Regions from separate parts of the Mus musculus genome. Here all the other regions are linked to region 3. Evidence: chromatin loops called from intact Hi-C (ENCODE). Cell type or tissue: left cerebral cortex. All regions are shown on one strand.

What was found. A loop is a pair of places that touch in the nucleus more often than their neighbours do. Peaks named below come from ENCODE experiments on the same cell type or tissue, not always from the same donor. Only the 100,000 strongest peaks of a DNase experiment are listed, where the experiment ranks them.
Region 1: it touches region 3 in a loop (3-fold over the local background); 17 of 42 quality-filtered maps call a loop at or near these places.
Region 2: a loop joins it to region 3, with 1.9 times the contacts of the local background. A loop is called at or near these places in 18 of 42 quality-filtered maps.

Annotation. Positions count from the first base shown.
Region 1 is chr11:97,194,952-97,202,951 of GRCm38, reverse strand. No RefSeq gene overlaps it. Among named protein-coding and RNA genes, the nearest start is that of Kpnb1, 11 kb to the right of the region's middle. In left cerebral cortex, CTCF peaks have their summits at 2,549 (motif pointing left) and 4,169 (motif pointing left); a DNase peak (open chromatin) is centred at 4,156.
Region 2 is chr11:97,267,167-97,275,166 of GRCm38, reverse strand. It overlaps Npepps (aminopeptidase puromycin sensitive), which reads left to right. Exons shown (of 23, transcript NM_008942.3): 2 at 7,488-7,572. Among named protein-coding and RNA genes, the nearest start is that of Npepps, 9.4 kb to the left of the region's middle. In left cerebral cortex, CTCF peaks have their summits at 1,352 (motif pointing right) and 4,969 (motif pointing left); no DNase peak of the experiment used is centred here.
Region 3 is chr11:97,306,309-97,314,308 of GRCm38, reverse strand. Gm31005 (a long non-coding RNA gene) reads left to right here and starts at 3,204. Exons shown (of 4, transcript XR_389002.3): 1 at 3,204-3,410; 2 at 4,357-4,473. In left cerebral cortex, CTCF peaks have their summits at 48 (motif pointing left), 2,730 and 3,935 (motif pointing right); DNase peaks (open chromatin) are centred at 26, 2,816, 3,951 and 4,743; H3K4me3 peaks cover 1,171 bases; H3K27ac peaks cover 1,699 bases.

The DNA.
Region 1 (8,000 bases), 110 kb after region 3:
ACCTGCCTCCCTCCAGAGTACAGGGATTAAATGCCTGGACCACTACTGCCTGGCTCCAAGGGATTGACCGACTGGACACCCTTTAGTCTACCTGATATCTCTAAGTGTACTTTTGATGTATGATAGAAAATTGTTCCACAACTGTTTTTCTTTTTTAAAGATATATTTATTTATTGTATGTATATGAGTACACTGTTGCTGTTTTCAGACACACCAGAAGAGGTTGTTGGGCTCCATTACAGATGGTTATGAGCCACCATGCGGTTACTAGGATTTGAACTCAGGACCTCTTTTTTTTTATTATTATTATTTTTTTTTTTTAGATTTATTTATTTATTTATTATATGTAAGTACACTGTAGCTGTCTTCAGACACTCCAGAAGAGGGCGTCAGATCTCGTTACGGATGGTTGTGAGCCACCATGTGGTTGCTGGGATTTGAACTTCGGACCTTCGGAAGAGCAGTCGGGTGCTCTTACCCACTGAGCCGTCTCTCCAGACCCATAACTGTTTTTCTTTCCCTCGTTTCTTTAACAATTCATCTGGGAACATTATATTATAAGAACAGCTGCCCATTCAAAACTATTTTATGTTTGAACTGTGAGACAGGGCTTGGTGGTAGAGAATTGGCTTAGCATGAAAAAGTTCTGGGTTCAATCTACTGTATAAATAATAATGATATATGTTTATTTTATTTTCCTAATTTTGGGGGTGGCAGGAAACCAGGTGTGACATCATATATAGGAGATTTCAGCAGGAGAATTACTTGACCCAAGAGTTTTAGAACGGCCTGAGCTCTACACTGCATCTCAAACAACAGGCTAGGGAGTATGGGTTGGGGGAAATGGGGAGTTCGAGGCATGGAAAGGTTGGGGGATGTGTGGCTCATTGGTAGAGTGCTTGCCTATTTTGCACAAAGTCTTGAATTCAATCCCTAATACCCCATAAATGGTGTGTTGGCACATGCTTAAATCCCAGCACACTGAAGGGCGGTGGAGAAGATTAAAACTTCAGCTTCAACCTTGTGGGATCCAAGACTCCGCTTCCAAAAAAGGGGTGGGGGTGGGGCACTGAGCACGGCAGTGCACTCTAGACTGGGAATATAGCGGCAGAACAAGTCTCTGTTTCAGGCTAGACTGAGCTATATACTTTTTCTCAGAAAGAGGGAATGAGAGTGGAGATATAGCTCAGTGGTAAAGTACTTGCCTAGCATGCAAAAAGATTTGGGTGCAATCTCAGAGACTAGAAGGGAAGGAAGGAGGGAAGGAGGGAGGGAGGGACAGAGGGAGAATTTCTTTTTCTTTTTAAAGTTTTATTTATTTTATATATGTGAGTACACTGTAGCTGTCTTCAGACACACAAGAGGGCATCAGATCCCATTACAGATGTTTGTGAGCCACCATGTGGCTGCTGGGAATTGAACTCAGGACCTCTGGAAGAGCAATCAGTGCTCTTAACTGCTGAGCCATCTCTCCAGCCTGAGGGAGAATTTTTTTAATAAGCTCATCTCTCAGGAACAGTTTTGGGCTGTTTGAGGTTTTTTTTCCCCTTTGAGACATGTTTTCTCTGTGTAACCCTGGCTATCCTGGAACTAGATTTGTCTGCCTCTGCCTCCCAAGTGCTGGGATTAAAGGTGTTCATGGAATAGCCTTGTTTAACAGGTAAATTTAGAAGATAGTCTTCCAGCCCTTTGTCTTTCTTTTTCTTCTTTTTCCCTTCCTCCCTTCCTCCCTCCCTTCCTTCGCTCTCTTCCTCCTTCTTTTTTTTAGAACAGGTACTTATGTAGGCAAGACCAGCCAGACAAGCCTAGAACTCCTTATTCTTTTGGGTCTTCCTCTCAAGTCCCAGGATCCTGGGCAGGCACCTCACACCCATCCTGATTATTCTGTCCACACTAGTTTAAACGTTTCAAGTGTTTGTAGGGATAGAGATAGGCTGTGCCCCCTTTTCCTGTCCCCTGTGCACTCTGGTATGCCACAGCCTGGCCATCGTTGATGTCCCCAGCTCTTCACATGCTGCCCATAATGGTGTGCTTGGCAGTCACATCTGGAGAAGCGCACTGCCTCTGCTAGAGTCGCTGGTCCTGTATTGCAGCCAGCCGTCTTCCTGTTAGGTGTCAGTTTGGTGTAACTCCTACCTGTGACAAGTGAGGTGGAATGCATCTTGCTTCGTTGGTTCTAAGTGGTTCCTGTCAGAGTCCTTGTCATTGGAGATGTCAACTGTACTGTAACTGAGACCAGCTCTTCTAATGCTGCCTGAGTGTGCAGTTCTATTTATCCAAATTGGTTTTTAGACAATTTCACACAGTGCAGACTGACCACTCCCACTCTTACCTCCCTACTTCCCCCCTGTCAACAGCATCCTCAACTACAACTTCTGGCTCAAATCAACATTAACCGGATTAGAAAGCTATGTAGGGGGGGCTGGTGAGATGGCTCAGTGGGTAAGAGCACCCGACTGCTCTTCCGAAGGTCCAGAATTCAAATCCCAGAAACCACATGGTGGCTCACAACCATCTGTAACGAGATCTGACGCCCTCTTCTGGTGTCTCTGAAGACAGCTACAGTGTACTTACATGTAATAAATAAATAAATACATAAATACATAAATAAAAGAAAGCTAGTAGGGATGTGTTTTACAAAGATTCTGCAGGGAGCGATACAGCCAGCTAAGAAAAGGACCACAGCCTGCAGAATCCTAGACTGCAGAGACTGCAGCTCCCAGAAGCTCATGCTCACTTGCCGAATGTGGGACATCACAGCCTGAGTTGTGCTTAGGCTTCATTAATCCAGTGATTACCTTCCCCCAACAATTCAGAAAACCAACATGCCGGTGCCAAGCTATAGCTGTAGTCAGGTGCAACTTCCTGAGCTTAGTTTCATCGTGAGAGATGGGGATGAGGGGAACACGGCACAGGAAGGACCTCAGATAGGTATAATGTGGGAAGGGTTTTTTGTTTTGTTTTGTTTTGTTTTGTTTTTTTGACAAGGTCTCACTGTGTAGTTCTGACTAGCTTGGTGTAGACCAGGCTGGCCTTGAACTCATGGATAGCTAGGACATGCCACTGCCTCCTGAGTGCTGAGATTAAAAGCATAGACCACTACTCCTGGCAAGGTGGGTAGTTGCCATTTGTGGTCCATCCTCGACCATGCCTTATGTGTGCTGATCACAGTTTCTTGCTGGCATGTGAGTATTACAGAAGGAGGAATCTAGTGCAAATGACACTGGCCTTTCCCAGTTGCTATGACAGGATGGCATTGTGCAATCTCACAGCGCGACAGTTGCTGTGGCTGATGTACCTTTTAGTCACTGATTAAAAGACCTCACTTAATCCTAGCACTTGGAGATGGAGGCAAGTGGATCTCCGTGAGTTTAGGGCCAGACTGGTCTATACGGGAAGTACTGGTTATTGACGCAGAGGCTGAAGAAAGAGTTCAGCAGCCAAAAGCACACATACTGCGCTTGTAGAGGTCCTGTGTAGGTTCAGTTTCCAGTACACACCCATAGGAATGAACTATCAGCAACTCTATTTCCAGGGGACCCAATGTCCTTGTCATGCATACGGCACACATAAATACACAGATGTGCATACGCACACAGGCATGCACGCACTGGAATGCACATGTGGGCCACACATGCATAAATTTAAAAAACATTTAAATATCATGGTCATTGAAATTGTGTCAGAAAAGCCCCTGTCCCAAGTGGACTGTGGTGTTCAAATCCCAGCCTGGGATGTCTTAGTTCCTAGCCCTGGGGTATAGACAACAGACAGCGACTCCTCTGAGCTTTCACTCACTAAAGAAGAATGTCAGACATGGCAGACGTGGCCTCTGTCTGCCTGAGGCTGAGGAGTTAGCATGGACAAAGGGCAGCAAGTGAGTGCTCTTCTCCTGCAGGGTTAGGGCTTTGCTAGGTAATAGTTCTGCCGCTGGTCCCCGCCACTAACCATTTGGAATGGGAAGCACTGGATGCCATACAATTGAGAGCATCACTGGGGATTCTGAATGCTCAGGAAAAGTCATTTTGAGGATGTGATGTTAAATCAAGACCTGAAAGATTTTCCAAACAGGAAGGAAGGGTTTGCTTCCTAGCACCCAACTGCGGCTTCCAAGCAGGCAAAACTCCAGTTCAGGGAATTCAGTGCCCTCTTCTGGCCGCTAGGGGTACTGCGTGTACATGGTACAGACTACATGCAGGTGAAACGCCCATACACGGAAAATAATAAAATAATTTTTTCATTGAAAAATAGTGCACTCTAGGGGCTGGAGAGATGGCTCAGTGGTTAAGAGCACTGTCTGCTCTTCCAGAGGTCATGAGTTCAATTCCCAGCAAGCACATGGTGGCTCACAACCATCTGTAATTAGATCTGATGCTCTCTTCTAGTGTGTCAGCAACAGGATGCTCATATACATTAAATAAATAAATCTTAATAATAATAATAATAATAATAATAATAATAATAATAATAATAATACTGCATTCTAGCAACAGTACTACCGTAGTCACTAGTAGTGACGTTGCAATCTAAAGGAGTGGCACCCAGGGGTCCACATCTCCTGCTAATGGGAAGCTCTAATGACCTGCTGCTCCTCCGGGGATCTGATGGTAAGGCTGGAAACAGTTCACTTGAAAACTTCCAGTGTGAGGTCCGGAAGCCCAGGGGGTGAGCTCAGCTGCTCTGAGCAGGATCCAACCATTTATGGCCATGTGCATTTTTCAAGTACGGTTCTGCAACCTGGCTTCCAGAAAAGCTCAGCTTTCCTCGTCTTCCATAACCCGGTGGGGCGGACCCACCAGAGTCCACCGTCTTCCTGGTTTCTTCCAGCCAAAGCGTGTTCCGAAGACCTACCGGCTCACACATGCTGCCATTATCCCAAAGTGTTCTAGTCCTCCAAACTGCCCCGTCCCCTGTCCAGGCAGCCTCTGAAAAAGCTTCCTTCCCGTTAGTACTTTTGTGACATCTTAAGGAAAAGACAATGTTTTGTGAGTCGACTCTTAGAATGGCTCAAAAGTACATTTAACCGGGCAAGTCTGAGAGATCTGGGACTTAGGTTGCTTTAAGACTAGAGCCTCTATTCTTTTTTTTTTTTTAAAGATTTATTTATTTTATGTATATGAGTACACTTTAGTTGTACAGATGGTTGTGAGCCTTCGTGTGATTGTTGGGGATTGAACTTAGGACCTCTGCTTGCTCTAGTCAACCCCACTTGCTCCGGCCAAAGGTTTATTTATTAGTATAAGTTCACTGTCGCTGTCTTCAAACGCACCAGAAGAGGGCGTCAGATCTCATTATGAGTGGTTGTGAGCCACCATGTGGTTGCTGGGATTTGAACTCAGTACCTTTGGAAGAGCAGTCGGTGCTCTTACCCACTGAACCATCTCACCAGCCCCTAGAGCCTCTACTCTACTGTGTAGAACTTAGTGTTCACTCTGGGCCATTTCATTGTTCATCTATGGATGCTGACATCTGCAGGCCCTGTTTCTGCAGCTTCTTCCCAGCTCTGAGGAAAAAGAAGAAGACCCAGGTGCCCCAGCCCCTGGCCCCTGACTGTGGAAAAGCCCTACACAGCATAGAGGCTGCAAACTTGCATCCCCCCACCCCCACCCCCTTTGACCTACACAGCGCCTTTTTTGTATTATTGAGGGTTAACTTAGGGTCTTAACAAGTATGCTACGTGTATGTATGTACAGGAGGGTGCAGGTGCCTGAGGAGAACAGAAGATGGCGTTATTTCCTGGAGCAGGAATTACAAGACTCTGAACTAAACTCTGCCCATCTACAGGAGCAGTACGTCCTCGTCCTCTTTGCCACTGAGCAATCTCTCCAGCTCACATTTTTCCCCCTTTTTTTGAGACAGGGTCTCACTGTGTAGCCTAGTGGGCCGTGTCCTTCCTGTGTTGAACACGGGGCAGGCCTCACACTCGGCTCTCTGCTGCCTGAGCTTAACGCGGGTCGGGTCACAGGCACATGCTAGCACTTTCAGTCTGCTTTTTTCTATGTTTGAGATATGTCGCCCGCCCAGGCAGTTCCTGACCTTGTTGCCTCAGCCTCCCCAAGTGCCACCACACTAGACTTATTGACAGTTTAGTCTAAGTGTTGAATGTGTTAATTCACTAAATGAATCCCGGTCAGTGAAGAGAAACCCAGGATACACGAGACAAAGAGAACTGCCGGCTGGAACAGTCAGCACAACTGGAGGTGAAGCAGACATTCGCGCTGCAGGGGGCGGGAGCACTCCTGCCAAGGCGCAGGTCAGCAGACTGTTTTCATGGTTGTCGCTGAACAAGTTACGCACGGCTGGACAGCCTAGTCTCTGACTATGTTGTTTCTTTGTTAGGTTTTGTCTGTTTGTTTGAGACAGGATCTCACTATAAAGTCTTCATTGGTCTGGAGCTTGCTATGTAAACCAGGTTGGCCTTGAATTCACAGAAATCCTCCTGCCTCTGCCTCCCAAGTGCTAAGATTAGAATTTCTTGCCACCAGACCTGGCTCTTTGTTATTTTTTTTTTAAACATACAGTATATCTTCTACTGTATTTTTCCTTCTGCTCTTATGAAACCACCTCTATACAGGCTCTGGGGGAGGTCATGGGGCAGTGCCCTTTCGGGCTTCACGAGATCGATTCCTGACTACCTTGCTATGAATGGCAGAGCTTGGGAAGTAACGCAGCTTTTCTTCTTCTTCTTCTTCTTCTTCTTCTTCTTCTTCTTCTTCTTCTTCTTCTTCTTCTTCTTCTTCTTCTACTTCCTCCTCCTCCTCCTCTTCCTCTTCTTCTTCTTCTTCTTCTTCTTCTTCTTCTTCTTCTTCTTCTTCTTCTTCTTCTTCTTCTTCTTCTTCTTCTACTTCCTCCTCCTCCTCCTCTTCCTCTTCTTCTTCTTCTTCTTCTTCTTCTTCTTCTTCTTCTTCTTCTTCTTCTTCTTCTTCTTCTTCTTCTTCTTCTTCTTCTTCTTCTCTTCTTCTTCTTCTTCTTCGGGGGCTCATCCTGGAGCCAAGGTCCAAAAGCTCGTTGCCAGTTTTTAATATACTAGTATAGAGTCATAAAGAAACTCAGCTGCTAGCAGTGGTGGCGCATGCCTGTAATCCCAGCACTTGGGAGGCAGAGACAGGTGGATTTCTGAGTTTCGAGGCCAGCCTGGTCTACAGAGTGAGTTCCAGGATACCCAGAGCTACACAGAGAAACCCTGTCTCAAAAAAAGAAAGAAAGAAAGAAAGAAAGAAAGAAAGAAAGAAAGAAAGAAAGAAAGAAAGAAACTCAAAGCTTGCAATGCTCTGTTCTCTCATTCACTGTTAAGTGTGTTCTTCTAATAGCCATGTTATATCTTTTTATTATTAAATTTACTCGTGTGTTTGTGGGCACCAAGGAACAAACTTGAGGAAACTGGTTCTTTCTTTCCTCTGTGAGGGTTCCAGGGATTGAACCCAGACTGACTGAGCAGCAAGCACCTTTCCCTGATGAGCTGTCCCGGCTTGGGTGCATCACTTCTGTCCTGACTCGCTCTCCAGACCTTCTGCCTGGTGAGTTATTACCCTGGGGATTTTCCTTCATTGTTGTCTTGGAGACCTGTATTCTGACCCTAGACCACACCTCTTTTAACTCTTGGTTTTGCTTTTGTTCCCAAGGGTCTCACTTCGTAACCTAAGCTACTATGTAACCCGGGGCAGTTCAGGCTGATAATCCCAGTCCTGCCTCCCTAATGCTGTTGTTCACGGATGAGACACCGTGTCTGGCTGCCTTTCTGTCTTGCTTTACTAGCTAGTTTAAAGTGTCCTGTCTCCCAACTGGCTCCTGAGAAACAATGCCTAGAATAGGGTGTAAGAGGTTCTGTGTTTCAATTTCGTAAGTCTGTAAATGTGTTTGCTTAACTGAGTCGATGTTTAGTTACTATATACGATGGCAGGTTATGATCGTCAGGACGTCTAGCCAGGAGAGGATCTCTGGCAGGTCTCTCCGTGATCTTCCATCTGGAAACCAGGAAGCACGGTGCCTTTGCTGATGCT
Region 2 (8,000 bases), 39 kb after region 3:
GAGTCAGATCTCATTATGGGTGGTTGTGAGCCACCATGTGGTTGCTGGGCTTTGAACTTCGGACCTTCAGAAGAGCAGTCGGATGCTCTTACCCACTGAGCCATCTCACCAGCCCGAGATTTACTTTTGAACACCTTTTGAACCTGTAGTTTTTGTTTTATTTGGTCATTTGTAATCTGATTTTATTTTTATTTTGAACCGGGAAATGTTTTAGAAATACAGAAACGACTTACCTAGATTTAGTATATTGCCTCATTGCTTTAGACTGTTTATACTATTTTTTGGAAAAAGTCACAGATAGATGCTGGAGTTGCAACTCAGTTGATGAGAACCTTTCTAGCACACACAGAGTCCTAGCACCCTGGGGTAGTGTAATCTCCGTGCTTGGAAGGTAAAGGGGGGGGGGGAGATCAGAAGTTTAATGTTGTTTTTCTGTGCTTAGTGAATTTCTAGTCTACATGAAACCTGCTCCCCTTAACCTCCACACTCTTGGGGGGTGGGGGAAGGCTGGGTATTGGTATACACCTCTAATCCCAGCATTTGGGAGGCAGAGGCAGGCAGATCTCTGAACTCACTGCTATCCTGGTCCACTTAGAAAAGTTCCAGGATAGCTAGAGCTACATAGAGAGACCCTGTCTCAAAATGGGGGGAAGGGGAGAATAATAACGAATACCACGGAAATTCATTTTCCTGTTTTACTATGCTCAAAGGTAACTCCTGTTACCCACCTAGAGATAAGTGCAGAATGCGGCATAGTACAGTTTTAACTTCATCCTGTTTATAAGTAGTCACAGAGTACACATGTCAGTAATCTGTGTATTTAAATTCTTTATTTATTCTGAGGTGCCTGTCTCTGCCTCTCATGTGTTGGGAGTAAGGATATGCCACCATGCCCAGCAAGGCTTTGATTGATAGATTAATAGATAGATAGATAGATGGAGGTGCATGCATATAGTCCTAACTCTTTGAAGGTAGAGTCAGGTGGTTTATTTATTTATTTAAAAAAAAAATTTTTTTTTTTGGTTTTTCGAGACAGGATTTCTCTGTAAAGCCCTAACTGCCCTGGAACTCCCTTTGTAGATCAGGCTGGCCTTGAACTCAGAAATCCGCCTGCCTCTGCCTCCCGAGTGCTAGGATTAACCTGGCCTCGTTTTTTTTTTTTTTTTTTTTAAAAGATTTATTTATTTATTTGTTTTATGTATGTGAGTACACTGTAGCTGTACAGATAGATGGTTGTGAACCTTCATGTGGTTGTTGGGAATTGAATTTAGGACCTCTGCTCGCTCTGGTCAGCTCTGCTCTCTCTGGCCCAAAGATTTATTTATTTATAATACATAAGTACACGGTTGCACTCTTTAGACAGGCCAGAAGAGGGCGTCAGATCTCATTATGGGTGGTTGTGAGCCACCGTCATGTGGTTGCTGGGTTTTAACTCAGGGCCCTTGGAAGAGCAGTCAATGTTCTTACCCGCTAAGCCATCTCCACAGCCTGAGTCAGGATCTTAAGTTCCAGTCCCTGGGTTACCATAGTAAGTTTGAGGCCAGCCTAAGCCACAAAAAGCCACAAAAACAAACTGTCTTTTTTTTTTTTTTTTTTTAAAAGATGCCAGGCAATGGTGGGGTATGCCTTTAAACTCAGCACTTGGTGGGGGTGGGGGTGGGGTGGGGGGTGGGGTGGGGGGTGGGCAGAGTCAGGCAGACCTCTGTGAGTCCAAAGCTAGCCTGGTCTTCAGAGTGAGTTCCAGGACAGTCAAGGCGACACAGAGAAACTATTTTTAAAAAAAGAGAGAGAGACACACACAGAGAAAGTACTCCCTTGGTTTTTCCTTGGACTTGCTCTTTCCAGCATCGCTTGTAAGAAGATTTAGCTCAGTCCCAGTGACTGATTGTTTGCTTCCCATTGACTTGAGAAATTACAGTTCTGCTCCACCAGCGCAACAACCACTGCAAAGTTTTAACAGTGGAGTCACTCGTTAGGGAAAGTATTCAGCTTCCAAATGATTGCGAATGTAGTTACAGCACTTACATTTTTTATTTTTTAATTTATCAGGCAATCAGGAAAAAAATATTGAGTCTTACTGTAGTAAATGCAAGACATATTATGCATGTGGTTACAACACAGTATGATGTCATCCTTCTAGCACAGCAAGGCCTGGTGATGTAGCCCGTCACTTCATTGCAGAGAAGGCTCATTGGGCTCCCTACCTCTGCAGTGCCTGGGAATCTTCCATTGTAGAAGATTGTAGAATTGTTTCCAAGGTCCATGTTGCCACTTTAGTACAGCCATTTTTATGAATTTCATTTGAAGTACAGTCTGTATAGAAGTCCAAAGACTTAATCCTAGAACTGAAACAAAGAAATGACATTCTACTCTTTCTATGGCATAGAAGAATTGAAAATTAGTTAATTATCAACACAATTGATAGGCCAACTTAAGCATTTCACTTGTTGTTGACTCCCCCTCCGAACCTCCAACAACCCCCTGGCTGTCCTGGAACCTGCTTTGTAGACCAGGCTGGTCTTGAACTCAGCAGAGATTTGACTGCCTCTGCCTCCACAGTGCTGGGATCGAAGGCACGTGCCACCACTACCTGACACATTTCTTTTTTTTTTTTTTTTTAATAATGTATACAGTTGTGGTTTTTTTTTTGTTTTGTTTTGTTTTGTTTTGTTTTTCGAGACAGGGTTTCTCTGTATAGTCCTGGCTGTCCTGGAGCTCACTTTGTAGACCAGGCTGGTCTCGAACTCAGAAATCCACCTGCCTCTGCCTCCCGAGTGCTGGGATTAAAGGCGTGCGCCACCACGCCCGGCTACATTTCATTTTTTAAACTTAGAAATTGACAGGTTTTTTTTTTTAAAGATTTATTTATTTATTATATGTAAGTACACTGTAGCTGTCTTCAGACACTCCAGAAGAGGGTGTCAGATCTTGTTACAGATGGTTGTGAGCTACCATGTGGTTGCTGGGATTTGAACTCTGAACCTTCGGAAGAACAGTCGGGTGCTCTTACCCACTGAGCCATCTCACCAGTCCCGAAATTGACAGTTTTAGTGGAAACTTATTTGAATTAATACCTGTTTCTTATTTTTATTATTTTGACTTATTTATTTTATGTGTATGAGTATTTTTTTAATTTTTAAAAAATATTTATTTATTTATTATATTTACACTGTTGCTGTCTTCAGAAACTCCAGAAGATGGCATCAGATTTCGTTACGGATGGTTGTGAGCCACCATGTGGTTGCTGGGAATTGAACTCAGGACCTCTGAAAGAGCAGTCAGTGCTCTTAACCACTGAGCCATCTCACCAGCCCTGTATGAGTATTCTTACTGCATGTGTATGTATATGTGCACCACATGTATGCCTGGTGCCCATGGAGGTCAAGAGAGGACCTCAGATCTTCTGGAACTAGAGTTATGAATGGTGGTGGATTCTTGGAACCCAAACCAGGTCCTCTCAAGAACAACAAATGCTTTTTTTTTTGTTTGTTTTTTGTTTTTTCGAGTCAGGGTTTCTCTGTATAGTCTTGGCTGTCCTGGAACTCACTTTGTAGACCAGGCTGGCCTCAAACTCAGAAATCCACCTGTCTCTGCCTCCCGAGTGCTGGGATTAAAGGCGTGCGCCACCACTGCACGGAACTCAGGACCTTCGAAGAGCAGTCAGTGTTGTAAACCACTGAGCCATCTCACCAGCCCTACACCATATCTTTTAAGTGATTACTACTTACCAGGCAGTAAATGCTAACTCAGCCACTTTCTACAGATTATCCCCGTGTTTGGTTGCCTTTTAAAATGCAGTTCTAATAAGGTGCAAAAAATACTGACTATTTAAAAGGTTTAGTGGAGGTCTATTTTTGAGGTACATATTTTTGTTCCTCTGACTTCTTTTACTCTTCTAAAAATGTCAGTATCTTGAAAAGAGAAAGAAGCTGTTAAGTATAAATAGCTTGATTTATTAGTATAAACAGGTGTATTTTCCCTAAACATAGGAGGAATGAAAAAAAATACTGGTAATTTGATGTTGTATACAGTGCTTTCTAAAGTAAACATTTTAAGCACCTTGGTGGTTATGGTAGTAATTAGCTAAATGTGATTTGCAAATGTAATGTGGTTCGGGTATGTTGACATTGATAAATGCTTGGCTGCCATGAAAATTGACTGTATGTGTTGATAGATGACAAATGGTTGCCTAGATGAGGATTAAGGTCAGCAACTAAACCAGTTGTTTTGTTGGCATAAGTTTCATACTTTGAAAAATACTCATATCTCTTTGGAGCAAATCTCCAGTTACGTGCTTTCTTTCTTCTGTATTTCATTTTGTAAAAAAACATTCCATTCCTTATTTGTTAGTGAGGATCTGGGGATGGCATGGTGTATATAGAGGTCCTGGGGATCAGATTCAGTTTGTTAGGGTTGACAGCAGGAACCTACCAACAGAGCCATCTTTTGCCACAGTTTGAACTTTTAAGACAAGGTATTGTTATGTGACCCTGGTAGGTCTTGAACTCAAAGTCTATCTGTCTTCTGAGTGCTGGCTGGAATTCAGGTATGGCCTACTGTTCCTGGCTCCCACCCTCCTTTTTAAATTGAGTTTGTGAGTAGGCAAAAGGTTTATTGTCCATAACCAGTTGGGCATAAAGGTTTTGGGAACTGATTGGTATGTTCCGATAAAATACAATGGGAATTCCATTAATATTGCCACTTTTAAAAAAATTAACTTAGATGACATTTTTGTTTTGAAACAGGAAGATTTGTAAGAAGTTTTTTAAAAAGTAAGTGTGTGTGTGTGTGTGTGTGTGTGTGTGTTTTGGATCTTGAACAAAGGGCCTTGTATGATCTTAAGGAATAAGAGTTTAGGGGCTGGTGAGATGGTCACTGACTGCTCTTCCAGAGGTCCTGAGTTAAAATCCCAGCAACCACATGGTGGCTCACAGCCATCCATAATGAGATCTGATGCCCTCTTCTGGTGTAGCTGAAGACAGCTACGGTGTACTTACATATAATAATAAATCTTAGGAGGGCTGGAGTGAGTGGGGCTGAGTAGCAGAGGTCCTGAGTTCAGTTCCCAGCAACCACATGATGGATCATAACTATCTGTACAGGAACAGTGTATTCATATACATAAAATCGATACATAAATCTTTAAAAAAACTTTTTAACAAACACTTAGGGGAAAACACAAGATGATTAATAATCAGTGTTAGTAACTCAGGAGATTATAATTTAAACCATCGAATGACATTTAATATTCATCAGATTGTTAGACTTTTTTTAAAAAAATAATTTAGGTTTTTTTTGGTTTGTTTGTTTGGTTGGTTTTTTTTGTTTTGTTTTTTGTTTTGTTTTTTTGATTTTTTTTTTTTTTTTTTTTTTTTTGAGACAGGGTTTCTTTGTGTAGCCCTGGCTGTCCTAGAACTCACTCTATAAAACAGGCTGGGCTTGAACTCAGAAATCCACCTGCTTCCCAAGTGCTGGGGCTAAAGGCGTGTGCCACCATTGCCCTATTCATTTGTTAAGACATTTTAAAGTGGTTCAGAAAATACTGAATTTGTTTTTTTGTACAGTGGAATGTCAGTTGGAGTCACTCTGGAGGAAATTTGTCAAAGTATTGGTATTGTTGAGATATATATCCTCCAGTCCAGAAAGACTACCATTTTTGGTTCTTTCTCTGAAAAAAAAATGTGCATGTGTAGAAGAAGACACTAGACCAAGATGTTTATTGTAGTACTGTTTTGTTTATATGCAATACAAACAAGCAACAGAACAATGGTTTAAACATGGAAATAAACTTCTTTAGGAAGAGTCTGGATAAATAACTGCTTTATTTATAGGGTGGAACATTTTAAAGGAGTTCAGATTAATAAGATCATGCCAGGTGTGGCAGTGTATACCTTTAATCTCAATGGAGGCTGAAGCAGGTGAATTTCTGTGAGTTCTAGGACAGCCTGGTCTACGTAATGAGTTCCAGGATACCAAAGGCTGTATGGTGACATCATGACTTTAAAATAAACAAGGAAATCTATGTGAATAACATTTGATATAAGTAAGTTAGGTCTGCATCTATCACATTAACCCATTTCCAGAAAACACAATGTTAAATTAATAAAGTTAGTTGGGAAAGTTATATATACCCTTGAAATTATTGTGTAAAATGTAAAGAACAGTTTGCAGATCTTTGTGTGTTTGAACAAATACAGGAAAGATAGACCATAGCATTAAGTTGGTAGTTATCTCTAGAAAATGCAATTTCATTATATTTACTCTGTAGGCCCCTGTTTTCCTGAGGAGATGAAATCCAACACCTCTAGTGGATACCTGAAATATGAGGGCATATTTGCTCTCTCCTTTGTATCTTGCCAACAGTAAAAAGAACTACTCTATTCTTCTTCCCCCACCCCCGACCTCCACCCCATCCTTATTTTTTCTTTTCTTTGAGTCAGGGTTTCTCTGTGTAGCCTGGCTGTCCTAGAACTCATTCTGTAGACCAGGCTGGCCTTGAACAACTTCTGCCTCCTGAGTGCAGGAGGGATTAAAGGCATGTGCCACCATGCCCAGCTAGTTCTTCCATCATTAATGTTTTAATCTCTGCTTTATGTTATTTTTGTATCTTTGTGTCATTTGTTAAGGATATAAAATAAGTATTACTGGGACATGCGAACTTGTACATCTCTGCAGTTAATCTCATAACTTGGATTTCTATCTGACTAGTTGTAAGTAGAATATATTGTCTACATGCACTGGACAAAGGATTCCTAGGTGGTACAGGAGATTTTATGCTAAGTTGTGAAGTTTTTAAAAGCATTTTTAAAAGCATCTATTTTATGAATATGGGTACACTGTTGCTGTCTTCAGACACACCAGAAGAGGACATTGGATCCCATTGCAGGTAGATGGTCGTGAGCCACCATGTGGTTGCTGGAAATTGAACTCAGGTCCTTTGGAAGAGCAGTCAGTGCCTCTTAAGCACTGAGCCATTTTTCCAGCCATTAAAAAGCATTCTTTTTTATATTTTATTTTATTTTGATTTTTATTTTGTGTGTGGGGTGTGTGTGTGTGTATGTGTGCAGGTGCATACCCATACATGTCCACAGAGGCCAGAGACAGATTCCCCCAGGAGCTGAGGTTATTGACGAATGTGAGCTTCCTGGGTGTGGATGGGATGTTGGGAACTGAACTCCACCCTTCTGCACTTAGTGGCCAGGCTATCTGTCTACTCCCCAATATAAAATGAAAATTTTTATATAAAGACTTAAGTAGAGAAGATTTTATATATTGATAAATAGTATGAAAACTGTAAACATGTATTATTGCTTTTAATCTAATTTAGAAAATATGAGTTGCTTTGAAGTATTGAAATAACTCATTTATTTTTACCATTGTATAAATAATTAATCAAGGTTTAAAAAAAGTGCATGAAACATTAGCCCAGGTTGAAGGTGAACATATTTTGTACTATTTCTGATAATAATTGGTCTTTCTTTTCTTAGGTAAGGCAGGCAACCAATCAAATTGTGATGAATTGTGCTGATATTGACATTATTACAGCTTCATATGCCCCAGAAGGAGATGAAGGTAAGAACTGTTCCATTTTAATTTGGTATGTGAGAGACAGATAGAGCCGGACTGACTTAGACTTTCAGTCTGAAACTTCTATACTGCCTGCTTTAAAATGTGCTGGGCACGCTGATACATTCCTGTAATCCCACGATTTGTGAGGCTGAGGCAAGAGGACTGTATTCTTCTTAAAAAGACCTCACCACCTTGAACCTTGAGATAGTAAGTCTTGCTTATAATTGGGAAAAATACTTGATGAGCCCAAGTGTTAAGGTTAGAAGTTGCATGATGGTGTTAGTCATGAGGGTGTTAAAAGAGCCATGATGTTTTTCTTGTGGAAGTCCTATGAGCATCTTTAAGTGAGAACTAGTGTAGACGGTTTGGTAAGGGGTGGTGTGGATGTGTAGTTTCAGTAAGGTTACAATAGTTTTGAGGTTCAGAATTTC
Region 3 (8,000 bases):
TCCAATTCTAGGGGATCTGATGCCCTCTTCTGGACTTTGAGGGCATTACACACATGGTACACATAAAGATAGGCAGCTAAGCATCCACACACATTTAAAAATCTCTTAAACAACAGTGAAAAGGAAATCCTATAAGGCAGACTTTTCTTTCCCATTTTTCCTAGTGAGACTTTTGTTTGTTTGTTTGTTTTGTTTTGTTTTTTCCAGACAGGGTTTCTCTGTATAGACCTGGCTGTCCTGGAACTCACTTTGTAGACCAGGTTGGCCTCGAACTCAGAAATCTGCCTGCCTCTGCCTCCTGAGTGCTGGGATTGAAGGTGTGCACCACCACGCCCGGCCTAGTAAGACTTTTAAATTGAACCTAAAGAATAGGAGTCCTTGTTAGCAGCAGGGTGTGTGTGTGTACATGTATGTATATGTATACACACAAACATACAACACACACACACACACACACACATATATATATATATATATATTGGGGGGGGGTTCAGACTCACGACAAGAGGCTAAGTTGGATATTTAATATGCCAAAGCAGACCTGGGCTCCAGGTTCTCCCAGCATCCCTTAGTCCTTACCTGTTACAGGGCATGGCTGGCATGTCCTACCCTCTATGCTGAAATTTCCAGCCCAGGGGCTGGACTTCCTATCACTCAGAGGCTCTTCATTATATAATAATCCAGACATTTTGGCTCCCCCCCACCCCCGCAAGCCAAGCCCTCTTTCTCTTCCCCCTCCCCTCTGTCTCTCCTCTCCATTGGAGGCTCACTCACATTATAACTGGAGCTCCAGGGGATCTGATGCCCTCCTCTGACCTCTGCAGCCACTAGGAATGCACCTAGTATGCACTATGCATACAGGCATATATGCACGAAAACCATACATATTAAATTAAATATATAGCTATATGAAAGTTGGGTGTGTAAAAAATAAATAAAAAAAAATAAATAAATAAAAAAAAAAAAAAAAAAAAAAAAGGGCTGGTGAGATGGCTCAGTGGGTAAGAGCACCCGACTGCTCTTCCAAAGGTCCGGAGTTCAAATCCCAGCAACCACATGGTGGCTCACAACCATCCATAACAAGATCTGATGCCCTCTTCTGGAGTGTCTGAAGACAGCTACAGTGTACTTACATATAATAAATAAATAAATAAATCTTAAAAAAAAAAAGAAAAAAAAAAAAAAAAGAAAGTTGGGTGTATCTGAAATTTGTGTCTATGTCAACACTGAAAAGTGGATATCTGGAGAGTTTGATGGCCAGCCAGTCTAAGCAAAAGGACAAACTTTTGGATTAGGAAGAGACTTGTCTCAAGACAATTTTTTTGTTTTGTTTTGTTTGGTTTGTTTGTTTGTTTGTTTGTTTTTGGTTTTTCGAGTCAGGGTTTCTCTGTGTAGCCCTGGCTGTCCTGGAACTCACTTTGAAGACCAGGCTGGCCTACGAACTCAGAGATCTCCACCTGCCTCTACCTCCCGAGTGCTGGGATTAAAGGCATGTGCCACCACAGATAATATTTTTGAGAGCAATAAAGAAAGACTCTGAAGTCTTGCTCTGACCTCTGCAGGAGCACTCATGGACATAGGCACATAGGCATGTTTGCACAATGATGTGTGTGTTACTCACACACATACACATATCACATACACATAAAACATACATATACACACACATCACACACATACATTTTGCTTTTTGCTTTTTGGGGTTTTCTTTTGAGGCAGGGTTTCTCTGTGTAGTCCTCACTTGTTTTGGAACTCACTCAAGTAGTCCAGGCTGGCCTCAAACCCAGAGAAGGCCTGCCTGCCTCTGCCTCCTGGGATTAAAAGCGTGTCCCATCACAGCCCAGCTCAGGTTTTATTTTTTAAATGGGAAGTTCTGAAATGTCTCTGAGTGACCTACATCTAGAAGAACACAGCTGATTTCGACAAGAACATTTCCCCGGAGCGCTGGAAGAATCTGATTATAAATAAGATGATTATTACAGGTAATTACTGCTTGAGAAATTTGTCCTTCCCTGACATATGAAGAGCACAAAGAGATGGGAATTATCCAAACAGGTGCCACAGAGGAAACAAGAATGGCGACTTCCTAGCTGATACGCTCCACTAATTTTAGCTAACAACATTAGGAAGGCTTCTTTGTCACCCAGGCCAACTCCCCGTGGGTCTCACGAGTGCTTAGGGATTTGATAGTTCTTTTTTTTTTTTTTTTAAAGATTTATTTATTTATTATATGTAAGTACACTGTAGCTGTCTTCAGACACTCCAGAAGAGGGCATCAGATCTCATTACGGGTGGTTGTGAGCCACCATGTGGTTGCTGGGATTTGAACTTTGGACCTTTGGAAGAGCAGTCGGGTGCTCTTACCCACTGAGCCATCTCACCAGCCCCCGATTTGATAGTTCTTGACAGGGCATCTTGGCCACACCTGATTCTCATCTATACAAAGGTGGTAATTCCACACTCAAAATTACAGAATTATTAATTCATTAAAAATCAAATGCGTTCGTTCCACCCTGGTTAGTTATGGCTCCAGCTTCCAAGCCTGCTGATATTTGAGATTTTTACAAGGAGCCTGGTAGGATGCTGAGAAGTGCGGCTGCCCTTGTGTTGGACACAGAAGAGAGACAACCTTGATCTAGAGACCACCCCGGTGCAGTGCCCCTAAACAAGAAATTTCCAGATATGAGCTGGCTCCTCACGGAAACCTAACCCGCAGTTCTTCAGTTCTCCTCTGGGCTAACGCTTAGCCACAGGAACACAGGAAGTTTCCATGGCTCAGAGTGATTCCTTCAGTTAGCGCTGCTGCAGAACTTCTGGAAGCTGCCTTTCTTTCTGCTTTATCTTTCCACTCTCCTTCGCTGCTGGGGACTGAGCCTTTGCCTCTGTGCTTGCCCTAGATTCCTCATTCCGAAGGCATGTTCAGGGACAGATCGATCTTCTTCACCCTGGCTCAGAAAGAAGCCCGTACTGCTGGAGAGGTCTAGAATTAATCCCTAGCCTCTCCTTGCTCCACTTTCTCCCAGCTGGCTAAATTAAGCAATCATCCTAAAAGGGAATTTCAGGCTGTTTGTGACTCTCTACCTCCACCCCACCCCACCCCACCCTGCGCACAGCGTGTTTAGGGAGGAGAGGGCAAAGCCCTTGGACGAGAGTAATCTCTTTCTAACCCACTTCCACTCGCAGGGATTACTTGTAGGGGGAGGGAGAGGGAAAGAGAAATAAATCGAAGCCTCAGTGCTGGGAAGAGAGGAGGAGACTCCAGCCAGGCCCTGAAGGGCTTTAGGCACGGGATTCCTGAGTCTGGGAGTTCCTTCCCTCCCCAGGGTCCGAAGGCTGGAAAGGCAGAGCCTTCGGGTTTGGCAGTAATAGGCGCAAGAGCGGAAAGGTTCATGGCTTGTGGGCAGATGAAGGTAAAAACTGTCCCTGCTCCTGTTTACAAGTTTTATGTCTTCATATGCTCTCAAGTCATGGATAAAGCCAGCTTATTAGCAAATAAAAAATAACAAGGGGAGGGGGGAGCTCTTCTTTGGGGACAAAGGAAACGGCCCCACTATCGCTGGCTTCTGCTTGTTCTGTGGCCTTAGATAAGTCACTTTGCATTTCTGATCACTAACCTGTCCTCAGTAGAAAAAAAAGGGGGGGGGGGGTTGGGGGCTTTCTCATGAATCTTAAAAGTCCAGATTCCCAAGTGATATGGATCTCCTTCTATGCCTAATGAACAAAGGCCCAGGAGGGTGGACCAGCTGACTCTAGTGGGCCTCGTGTGAGTCCAAGTCAGTCAGGCGCTTGACTGTCTCTAACCTGCACCCCATCCCCACACTCAACAGACACCCTCCCACCCCCCACCTCCCTGCAACCAAATGCGCGCCTTCTTTTGAGATGCTCTCCAGCAGATGGATGTACGCTAATGCTGAAAGCTTCCACTAGAGGGTACCAGGGCTGCGCTGGGATCTTAGATCGCCAAACCCGAGCAAGTCCGGACTTGTAAATCTCTGCTTTGGGAAGCACAGAGCTCTCTCTATTCAGTGCAGTTTGGTCTGATGGACTCCAACGGGGGGTTCTGGCGACTGATGCGGACCATGCTGTATGATTTCCAAATTCTGTGAGCAAATTACTTAAACCTGCGGTGGCCCATTTCACAGTTTGGTGAAATGGGGATTGCAAAATTCGACTTCACACGGAGTGATAGCGTTATGTATCCCGTGACTGTATAGCACGGATGACTGCGTTATTTCCGTGCTAGAGGAAAGTTTTGAGACTTGCTGCGGACAGGGAATGTTAGTGTTACAGTAGATGGGCTCGCAGGAGCCTGGAGTCCCTCCATACAGAAGTGTGGTCCTTTGCCATTTTCTTCAGCCTTACAGTTTTGCACGCCAATGCCGCTGGTTGTTCCGTCTTGTCCTTCAGCCACATCTCAGCACCACAGCGCCTAAACATGTTGCTCCTCTGTCTTTTATCTTGGTTTTCATGGAGGTGAGTTAAATGTCTACTTCCTACTCACGCCCCGGTGAAAACCCTCTTTAATTCCGCCTTGTGATTGCTGAGCTGCCACATATCTGCCTAGCTCTGGCTTTCCCTGTCCCTCTTCTTCTCTCCTCCATTCCCTTCTGGAGATTCTTGAACTAGTGAAGGTTTGGGAAAGGGGAAGGGACAGAGTGTCCAGGGCTTGCGTGTCAGTAGACACGTTACAGCCGCAGGGCAGCCCGGGGTGAAACCACAAGGCAGAGAGAGGCCCCAGGGTAGGCAGCTGACAGGCCCGCCCCCTTTGGCTCCTGCCTTTGCTGTCTCACCCCAGAATTTTCCTGGCAGGAGTGGGAGAAGTTGGTATCGAGTCCTTGAGCCCTGACTCATTCTCTGCCCTAGCTGGGTGCTCCTCAGTTATATCTCTCCAAGTATCTCTCCCGGGTTCTGGGTTAGCTACATGGCTGTGTCAGCTCAGACAGGAAACACCCAGAGAAGCTGAGACATATTACCTACTCATTTAATTCCCATCTGGGGGACCCCAACAAACTTAAACTTTGTACTAGTGGCTTTAAAACGAACAAGCCCTTCCTATATTGCTACATTTAGGACTTGGTATTTTTCAGATTGCTTTAAACAATCATGCTTAACTTTATTTAAAATATATATATATATATATATATAAAAGAAGTTGTAAGAAGTTGTGCAGAAGAAGGGGGAGGGGAAAATGGGACCAGGAAATAACACAGTGACTCAGGGCCCTATCTAGGCACATAACTCAGGTCTCCCAACCCAACTCTAAACTACATTCTTTTCCTTTACTGACTTACTCACAGACCATACTGATATTCTGGCTTTCAGGACGTTATAAAAATGTTCTTTCTTCTGTTGCCAAATTAACTTCTGTAGATTCAATAGAAAACCAATTGTCTTATGCCTCCCAACTCAATATGTCCATTTTGCTATTTGTCCTGTGTAAAATGTGAGCTAGACATGTAATTCCTCCTAGGCAGGTTGTCAAAAACACTTAGATGCAGGAAGACTGGTGTGGCAGTCTGCCATGCTGAGGTGACATTTTAGGAGACTGGAGGTTGGATTCTTGTACCATGAATGCTAAGAATCATGTTCTTTTTTTCCCTTTTTTTTTTTTTTTTTTTTTTAATAAATAATAGGGACTTTTTTTTTTTTAAGATTTATTTATTATATGTAAGTACACTGTAGCTGTCTTCAGAAGCACCAGAAGAGGGTGTCAGATCTCATTACGGATGGTTGTGAGCCACCATGTGGTTGCTGGGATTCGAACTCAGGACCTTCGGAAGAGCAGTCAGTGCTCTTAACCACCGAGCCATCTCTCCAGCCCCTTTTTTCCCTTTTTTTAAAAAATTTATTTATTTATTATATGTAAGTGCACTGTAGCTGTCTTCAGACACTCCAGAAGAGGGCATCAGATTTCGTTACGGATGGTTGTGAGCCACCATGTGGTTGCTGGGATTTGAACTCAGGACCTTTGGAAGAGCAGTCAGTGCTCTTAACCACTGAGCCATCTCACCAGCCCTTTTTTCCCTTTTTTTTTTTCTTAATTTTTTGTTTTGTTTTTCTTTTTGTCGTTGTTTTGGTTTTGGTATTTTCTTTTCTTTCTTTTTTTTTTCTTTTTAATTTTGTTTTGTTTTGGTAATTTCAAGGTAGGGTTTATGTAGTCCTGCCTGTCCTTGGAACTTGCCTGTAGACAAGGCTGATGTCAAATTCAGAGATCCCCCTGCCTCTGCATAGAGTTCTGAGATTAAAGGTGTGCACCACTTTGCTTGGCTTGAGAATTATTTTCTTACCTTCCCATTATTTAAAGTTTCAGGCTCTCTTAAACTAGGGCTGAGCTTCCCAAAGGCGTTAACTGGTTTCCAAGAAAGTCAATTTTAGCATTATCCTTTGGCAGAGGGAGTGGAGTCACTGCGCACAAGCCAGGACGTCCTTCCCAGAGCTTTCCAATCTGGAAGAAAGAGTTTCAGAGTTTCCAGAAGGGCTGCCTAATGGGGTGGAGCGGCGAGGAAGCCATAGACAGAAGAAAATCATGAAGCCGGAACCCTAAACCTCATTCATGGCCTGAAAACAAAATCAAAGTCTGGGGACACGGCCGAGCATTGCTGTGCCTCTTTATGCTCTGACCCTTTAATGGAATTTCTTGTTCCTTAATTCATCTTTCATTTTTCATTTTTCTTCCCTGTGTCTTCTTCAGTGTTGCTGGGATCACAGGCATGACTACCATGACCAACTACTCATTCATTTTTTTGAGACAAGGCCTCCATCTCTACTGACATTCCATTACAGTGGAGTGTAGAGTGGGGAGGTCTGGAAACTGTTGCTGAGGAAGTCTGGAAACTGCTGCTGACCCATTGTCCTTGCCTCAGGCCAGGTGGTGGGGCAGCTTCTGAGGCCTAGACTTGCCTGGAATTGCCCAGTTCTTGGGAACGGAGATTTAGGCCTAGTCCCTTAACTGCCAGTTTGAAGCCTGGCATGGAACCACCCTAGCCTTCTCACTGGTCATCGAAAGGCACAGCGAGATTGTGATCTCTCTCCCTCTCTCCCTCTCTGTCTCTCTCTGTCTCTCTTTCTCTCTCTCTCTCTCTCCTTTACATTCTGGAGTGGCAACTGAATTGAGTTTGTTGACATCTGAATCTTTTCACCCAAAATGTTGTCAAGCTTGTCCAGCTCCTTCCTGTGCAACTGATTTAAAAACAAAAACAAAAACAAAGCAAAACCCAAAACCACCACCACCACCAATAACAACAACAAAAAACCCTGCCATAAATGTCTTGATTTTATGCCAGTTAAATTTCATCTTCTTTAGTTTGGCATTTTGTTCTAATCTGTCAAGATAATTTGGCAAGATTGTAAACAAATGTCCAAAATATCACACCAGGTTGGTCAGGTGGTGTATGTCTTTAATCTCAGCACTTGGGAGGTAGAGACAGTCAGATCTCTGTGAACTTGAGGCCAGTGGGCTACAGTGTAAATCCAGGACAGCCAGGGCTCTGTTATACAGAGAAATCCTGTCTCAAAATTCAACAACAACAACAACAAAAATTCACACAGGTACTGGAGAAATGATGTATCCGTAGGAACACTTGAAACCTTGCAGAGGACCTGAGTTTGGTTCCCAGCACCCAGGTCAGGTGGCTCTCCACTGCCTGCAACTCCAGCTCTAGAGGATCTGACACCATCTTCTTACCTCCATGGGCACTGCACTCATGTGCACATACATATATTACATATCACACACAGACACACACGCACACACAACTCACAGTTAAAAATCAAAGCACCGGGCAGACCGGGCATGGTGGCGCACACCTTTAATCCCAGCACTTGGGAGGCAGAGGCAGGGGGACTTCTGAGTTCGAGGCCAGCCTGGTCTACAAAGTGAGTTTCAGGACAACCAGGGGGCTACACAGAGAAACCCTGTCTCAAAAACCAACCAAACAAACAAATAAATTTTAGTAAATAAAAATTAGAAGTAAGGGCTGGAGAGATGGCTCAGCGGTTAA